2 separate regions of the Homo sapiens genome follow, and region 1 is linked to region 2. A link is an interaction called in ENCODE POLR2A ChIA-PET data of the cell type or tissue named here. Cell type or tissue: Caco-2. All regions are shown on one strand.

What was found. ChIA-PET counts read pairs that join two places held together with the same protein. Peaks named below come from ENCODE experiments on the same cell type or tissue, not always from the same donor. Only the 100,000 strongest peaks of a DNase experiment are listed, where the experiment ranks them.
Region 1: POLR2A ChIA-PET joins it to region 2 with 5 read pairs; 4 of 35 experiments call an interaction of 5 or more read pairs at or near these places.

Annotation. Positions count from the first base shown.
Region 1 is chr15:68,882,920-68,886,919 of GRCh38, reverse strand. No RefSeq gene overlaps it. Among named protein-coding and RNA genes, the nearest start is that of SPESP1, 46 kb to the left of the region's middle. In Caco-2, no CTCF peak of the experiment used is centred here; a DNase peak (open chromatin) is centred at 1,729.
Region 2 is chr15:68,748,652-68,752,651 of GRCh38, reverse strand. It overlaps the pseudogene CARS1P1. Among named protein-coding and RNA genes, the nearest start is that of MIR4312, 51 kb to the left of the region's middle. In Caco-2, no CTCF peak of the experiment used is centred here; no DNase peak of the experiment used is centred here.

The sequences.
Region 1 (4,000 bases), 130 kb before region 2:
CAATCCTCCCACCTCAGTCTCCCAAGTATCGAGGACCACGGGCGAACACCACCATGCCCAGCTTATTTTTTTTTTTTTAGAGATAGGGTCTCATTATGTTGCCCAGGTTAGCCTTGAACTCTTGGGCTCAAGCGATCCTTCCACCTCAGCCTCCTAAAGTGCTGGGATTACAGGTGTACACCACTGCACCTGGCTCATTTTCTGATTTTAAGGCAGCTTTTTGTAAAGTATTGATCTAATCTCAAATCTGAGGGGGGATGTGATAATAAGAAAACCTAACAGTTGTATGTATTTGCTTTCACATTCACTGTTAGAATATATTTGTTTATATCTTTTGTTTATGCCAAACAATTTGCCCAAGATCACACAGTTAGAAATTGACTGAGTTGAACCTTAAACTCTGTTCTTCCGACTCAGATGTCAGTACTTTCCACAACCGTAAAATTATCTTTCACTATCTGTTCTTCCTCATTTTTCAAGTGTAATTCAAGATCTGAAAAATTTGCGTCTAGAAGTTTAGCTGCAACTTTGGAGAAAAGAACATATTGTTTAAGAGGCAAAATCTCTCCCATATGCAAAAATTTATTTTGTGCAAAAGTAGCCATGTTTTTCCCAAATGTTGTCTTCCCCGACCCCCGCGAGGCACAAATTAAATTAATGCCTGTGAGACTTTCCAAATAGCTCCTCTATAAACTGTGAAGCCCCTCTGGAAAGTTATTCAGTGAGTACCTAGAAGAGCCTGTTGGGAGCTACACCAAAAGCAGGAATATTCAGAGGTTAGTGCTCCATCCCTGGAGGCTCATGGATGAGGTATGACCCACACAGGGAATAATCTGGAGAGTTAACTGCAGTGGATAGGGAGAGATCCACAGCAAGTACTTGAACATTCTGTACTGATATTGCACATCTGTATGGCCCATTCTTTATTGGTCCGACATATATATAGGCCTTAGGCATTGTCACAGAGTGGTCCTTTATGCGGCTAGTGATGATAACAGCTGCAGTTGTTTCATGTGTCCAGTGCATGCATAGTTTGTTCCAAACCCTTCCTCCCAGCCTGGCTCCACTTTTTAGTGATAAATGATACCAGTATCATGAAACACATGTCACTACTCTCTGCTTTCAAGGACAAATTTTGTGTTTGGTTTTTCTCCCCCATAGGGAAGAAACATAAAACATAATGTCAATACAGATCCTTTATCTTTATTACTAAAGCACAGTAAACTAAGGTGCATATTTAATTTAACACATTCTGATGTAGCTCACTGTGGGCCCTCAATGAATAGTTTGTGAACATTTTCTACTATTGCCTTTGAAAAGGTTGTACAACTTAGCTTGAACAATTTGGCTTATTTGTTTACTAATTTGTAGAAGAAGGAATTTACAGTGTTAGATTGTGAAAAGTAGAATGTTTTAATAATGTATTAATAATTTCATTGCTAGCATGGCTCTGCTGTCTTCAGATTATTTTCCTACTCAGTTCTAGCACCTCTGGCCTCCTAGTTACTTGCCCAATTTTGACATGCAGGAATGACTGTGTAAGGCTCGTAGAAACTTGGCATGTATTCTTTCTTTGGCATCATTTAATATATTTAAACCCAGCAGTGTATCTAGAGGCAGCCAATGTTTCACCACCGGGTTTTATATATATTAAATGACACATTCCAGCAGAAGACCAGAATCTAGCCTGGCTGGATTCCTGCTGGATTTCGCAATTTTCTCTGGAATGTCTGGGCAACCCATTTTGGCACTGTCCTCGGGGGTCGGGTCGGGGGAGGTCCTCTTCTTCCCTTTCTCCCATGACAAAACTCACCTCCTCTTTATGTCTTTGTGGTCTATTAGTCTAATCAACTTGTTGACTGTTATTATTTTCTCTGTTTTGTGAGTTGATTTTTTTTCTTAATTTTGTACTTCCCCTTTAGGAATATATTTTAAATTTAGAATCAGTCAGGATTTTACTTACAGTAATTGAAGAAATTGGCTTTCCAATTTTTAGATGAGTGCATGCAAACTGAAATCAAAATTTATTGCTATTAGTGAAAATCAAATGATATCAGTTTACAAAATATAAACAGGGAAAATATTCACTAATGTAAACTGCAAATGATGATCCATTATTTGTCACTCAGTAACATAGGGAGGAAAAAGCTAGCTTCCATTTTTACCTAAAAAAAAATAACAAAATTTAGCAGAATACATCTAGACCAAAGTAATTCAAGTTTTGAGAGAATTGGTCTTCCTAGATCAGCAATAAAGAAGGAATTGATGACATAATAACTTCACTTGCCAATAGCCATAAGAAAGTAGGAATTATTCAATATGGTGTTCAAGCCAAGAATTTTTTATTTGGGGAAAATATAAGTTAAATTATCTTTTCCTATCTTATACCAGAAACGCCTAGGTAGATCAAATAGTTAATATGTAAATGTCAGTCCATAAATAGAGAAAATAAAGTTGCATATCTATCAGGTTCTATTCACCAAACAGAATCTCCCTCCCTCAATGGGGAATAATTAATTTCCTAAGTTAAAGAGCAATTTTAGAAATTCTGCTGGGTGCACTGGCTCATGCCTTTAGTACAAACACTTTGGGAGGCCTAGGCAAGAGAACAGCTTGAGCCCAGGAGTTCGAGACCAGCCTGGGCAACATGGCAAAATTCAGTCTCTACAAAAAAAAAAAAAAAAAAAAGATATTTAATTAGTCAGGTGTGGTAGCATGCACCTGTAGTCTCAGCTACTCAGGAGGCTGAGGTGAGAGGATCACTTGAGCCCAGGATGTTGAGGCCATAGGGAGCTGAGATTGCACCACTGCTCTCCAGCCTGGGTGACAGAGTGAGCCCTTGTCTCAAAAAAAAAAAAAAAAAAAAAAAAAAAACCTCAAAGGAAAAGGAAAGTAGCAGTAGATTTAATTACATTGGAAAAAATTGCAACAATTATGATAAATGTGTAAAAATCTTTACTAAGTGAAAATCTCATATATATAACAAAAAAGCCCTAAAGGTCCAAACAAATCAATGGGGAAAAAATATCAATAGATAATTATTTTTAAAAAGTGCTGGGTGAGGTGGCTCAAGCCTGTAATCCCAGCACTTTGGGAGGTCAAGGTGGGCAGATCACCTGAGGTCAGGAGTAGTGTGGTGGTGGGCACCTGTAATCCCAGCTACTAGGGAGGCTGAGGTAGGAGAATCACTTGAACCTGGGAGGTGGAAGTTGCAGTGAGCTGAGATCCACCACTGCACTCCAACCTGGCTGACAGAGTGAGAGACTCCATCTCAAAAAAAAAAAAAAGAAAAAGAAAAAAACAAAAATAACTAATAGGCAAAAAAATACATTTAACCTCAATTGTTTGCAAATTCATGCAATACAAATATCATTTTGCCAAATTCAAATAGTGCACATTACTTAAAATTGATTTTAATAAGCAATTCTGCAGTAAGATGAATTTCTGCTCACTATGGTGAGTACATACATTTTTAACTTTCTGGAACCAGTTCAGTCATGTATACCAGTAATCTGAAAAGTGGTGATATCTTTTGACATACGGGTACCATGAGGCTGACTGTATTTCTGTGATGCTGTTCACCATGATGTTTGATTCTCCTGGTTGATTAGATTTACTGTTTTTCTCTTTTAGGGAAGGATACTGCAAGTGCAGTGCCATGTGCTTCATTCGGCCTCACATCAGGTGGCACAACGTACCTGACAGTGGCAGCCTTAGCAGTGCTGAGCTGAGTAACACAGAGTAAACCACTCAGCCTTTAAATCTATGATATAAGCCTTTATATCATTTTTAATATGTGAAATAATCAAAGTCAGATTTTACAATTACCTTAGAAAGAAACTGCAAACATAAGTTCTATTTGTAAAATATTGGAGGGAGGGTATTTTCTAATATATGTTGTAAAAAAATGTTTAAATGGTGAGCATGTAGTTGGTTATATAAGCTTTTTGAATACTTCAACTTACAAAGTGATTGATTCAAACTTGGTACAATTAGAACG
Region 2 (4,000 bases):
GGCGCGATCTCGGCTCACTGCAACCTCTGCCTCTCGGGTTCAAGTGGTTCCCCTGCCTCAGCCTCCCAAGTAGCTGGGATTACAGGCGCCCACCACCACGTCTGGCTAATTTTTTGTATTTTTAGTAGAGACGGAGTTTCACCATGTTGACCATGGCTGGTCTCGAACTCCTGACCTCAGGCGATCCACCTCGGCCTCCCAAAGTGCTGGGATTACAGGCGTGAGCCAACGGGCCTGGCCAGTATTGATTCTTAATTTCTTTTTCTAATTATTTGCGGCATTTTAAAAAGTACTGGCTGGGTGTGGTGGCACACGCCTATAATCTCAGCACTTTGGGAGGCCCGAGGTGGGTGGATCACTTGAGCCCAGTGGTTCCAGACTAGCCTGGCCAACATGGTGAAACCCCATCTCTACTAAAAATACAAAAATTAGCTGGGCATGGTGGTGTGCACCTATAATCCCAGCTACTGGGGAGGCTGAGGCAGGAGAATTGCTTGAACCCGAAAGTCGGAGGTTGCAGTGAGCTGAGATCTTGGCATTGCACTCCAGCCTGGGCGACAGTGAGACTCTGTCTCAAAGAAAAAGAAAAAGATAAAGAAAAAGTGGGGAGGGGCTTCTCAAAGAAAAAGAAAAAGAAAAAGAGGGGAGGGGTGTCTCAAAGAAAAAGAAAAAGACAAAGAAAAAGAGGGGAGGAGAGGGGAGGGGAGGAGAGGAGAGGGGAGGGGAGGAGAGGAGAGGGGAGAGGAGGAGAGGGGAGGGGAGAGGAGGAGAGGGGAGAGGAGGAGAGGGGAGGGGAGGGGAGGAAGAACAAATGATATCTCTATATATTGACCTTGTATTCTGTAATTTTGCTAAACTCAGTAACTCTAGTAGCTTTTTAATACATTCACTTAGATTTTCTTCCTATGTTTACTATTATCTGCAAATAAGACAGCATTGCTTCTTTTTCTTTCCTTTTTCCTTTCTTTTTTTTTCTAACACAGAGAAGGGTAACCACAGCCATCAACAAATTGTTTCATACTTCAGAATTGCCTAAAGAGGCTGGGTGTGGTGGCTCACACCTATAATCCCAGCACTTTGGGAGGCTGAGGCAAGGGGATCCCTTGAGGCCAGGACTTTGAGACCAGCCTGGGCAACATAGTGAGGCGCTGTCTCTAGAAAAAAATTTAAAAATTAGCCAGGCGTGGTGGCATGAGCCTGTAGTCCCAGCTACTCAGAAGGTTGAGGTGGGAGGATTGCTTGTGCCCAGGAGTTTGAGTCTGTAGCGAGCTAAGATCCCACCACTGCACTCCAGCCAGGGTGACTGAATGAGACCCTGCCTCTAAAAAAAATAAAAACTCAAAACACAAAGAAATGACAAATATTTGAAGTGATGGATATCCAACCGCTGTAACTTGATTACTACATATTGTATACACCCCAAAATAAGTACAATTACCATGCATCGATTAAAAAAAAAACTCATTTCATGGTCTTAGTATAGAAAACTCCTAGAAATTCTTTTATTTTCTTTTTAAGACAGGGTCTCGCTCTGTTGCCCAGTCTAGAGTGCAGTGGTACAAACTTAGCTCACTGCAACCTCCTGGGTTTGAGTGATTCTCGGGCCTCAGCCCCCTGAGGAGCTGGGATTACAGGCACGTGGCACCACGCCCAGCTAATTTTTGTATTTTTAGTAGAGATGGGGTTTTGCCATGTTGGCCAGGCTGGTCTCGAACTCCTGGCTTCATGTGGTCTGCCTGCCTTGGCCTCCCAAGGTGCTGGGATTACAGGTGTGAACCACCATGCCCAACCCCTAAAATTTATTTAGGTGAAAAAGCACTTTCCTGTGACTGAGTGGTGGATTCAGCACATTCCACCATAACCATGAAGGGTAAACACAATCCAGATTGTATACGATTAGGAGAGTGCACAGCTTATCTTTTTTGTTCTTTTATTCATTCATTTCTTTTTTTAACTGTCCTTTTCCTGAAGAGCTTTCTGATCCCTAACAGCTTTGGGCACCAGCTTCCCATAGCAGTGTTTCTCACTAGAAGCAAACTTTGCTATATCAAAGTGGACCCATTGGAAGCATAGCTGCAACCATTGTCCACAATCTTATGGAAAAAATTCACAGTTTCTTTCTTTTTTTTTTTTTTTTGTTTGAGATGGAGTCTCGCTTTGTTGCCCAGGCTGAAGTGCAATGGTGCGATCTCAGCTCACTGTAGGCTCCGCGTCCTGGGTTCACGCCATTCTCCTGCCTCAGCCTCCCGAGTAGCTGAGACTACAGGCGCACACCACCACGCCCGGCTAATTTTTTGTATTTTTAGTAGAGACGGGGTTTCACTGTGTTAGCCAGGATGGTCTCAATCTCCTGACCTCGTGATCTGCCCGTCTCAGCCTCCCAAAGTCCTGGGATTACAGGCGTGAGCCACCGCGCCCGGCCAAAATTCACAATTTCTGGCACATACGCACTAACTCTGGTTAAAACATCCAGAGAGAGGACGTTCAGAGTGTCCATGTATTTGTGGAACTCCCCATCCCAGAACTTGGGCAGTTTGGAGAAAATGAAATTGTCAGTCACCTGACTCCAGAATGTGGAATCCAGCAACTCAGAAAGCAAATCCTTGGCCTCTTCCAACAATCCTTGCACACAGCTGTTGACTTCCTCTCCAGCAAGTCTGCACTACACAGCTTTCTCAGGCGGTTCTGTGGCAAGCTTCACTGTGTGCTGAATTCATTACAGCATCTGCTTTTTATCAGGATCTGTGGTCTCATTGAATTTTACTGAAAATGGCTTCAGGGCAGTGTGAACATTCCCTAGCAGCTGTGCCACCTGGGACTTCTTCTCCCTATACTCCTCAACAAGTAGTTCTTATCACCAATGTCCCTAATATTCATGCAATAAAGGACATCACATTTGAAGTCATCCTTCAACACTCTTCTCAAGATAATGAAAGAGATGTAGGACCTGGCGTGCCCTGTGTGACATGCACCTTAGATGGTCGGCCTGGACCATGTCACCTTTCTCCCACCTATAGGTACAAATGTGTCCTTGCTCCCAGTGAGGCTGTTGCAAAGGTGAAGCTTACATGGCTTGGCTGGGCTCAGTAGGAACGGACCACGGAGGCTGTACTCTCTGGCCTTTACCCTGCTCCCCAGAGGAAACAGCCATGGCTGGGAATCCCAGGCCCGTAGCCACGGCGACAGATACTTCCCCTTCTTCTTTTTCAATCTACTTACCTTTTATTTCTTTTTCTTGATTTATTACACAGGCTAGGACCTCCAGTACAATTCTGAATAGAAGTTGTGAGAATGGCTATCTTTACCCTTGTTCCCAATCTTAGAAGAAAGTATTCACCTTTCACCATTAGGTATGATGAGAGGTGTAATTACTTTTTAGGTGCCTTTTATCCGGGTGAGGAAGTTCCCTTCTACTCCTAGTGTGATAAGAGTTTTAAATGTGAATGAGGTTGAATTGTTAATATATATTTTTGGGGGGTTTTTTGCTTGCTTGTTTGAGACAGGGTCTTGCTCTGTCACTCGGGTTGGAGTACAGTGGTGCCTTCACAGCTCACTGCAGCCTTGATCTCTGGGGCTTATGCAATCCTCCCACCTCAGCCTCTTGAATAGGTGAGACTACAGTGCACACAACCACACCTGGCTGATTTATTTTTTCAGTAGAGATGAGGCCTCCCTTTATTGCCCAGGCTGGTCACAAACTCCTGAGCTCAGGCAATCCTCCTGCCTGAAGTGCTGGGATTACAGTTATGAGCCACCTGGCCTGGCTGAGTGTTGAGTTGTGTCACATAATATTTCTGGTTTTTTTGGTTTTTTTTTTTGAGACACAGTCTTGCTCTGTCGCCCAGGCTGGAATGCAGTGGCGTGATCTCGGCTAACTGCAACTTATACCTCCCAGGTTCAAGCAATTCTCCTGCCTCAGCCTCCCAAAATAGCTGGGATTACAGGCACCTGCCACCATGCCCAGCTAATTTTTTGTATTTTTAGTAGAGACGGGTTTCAC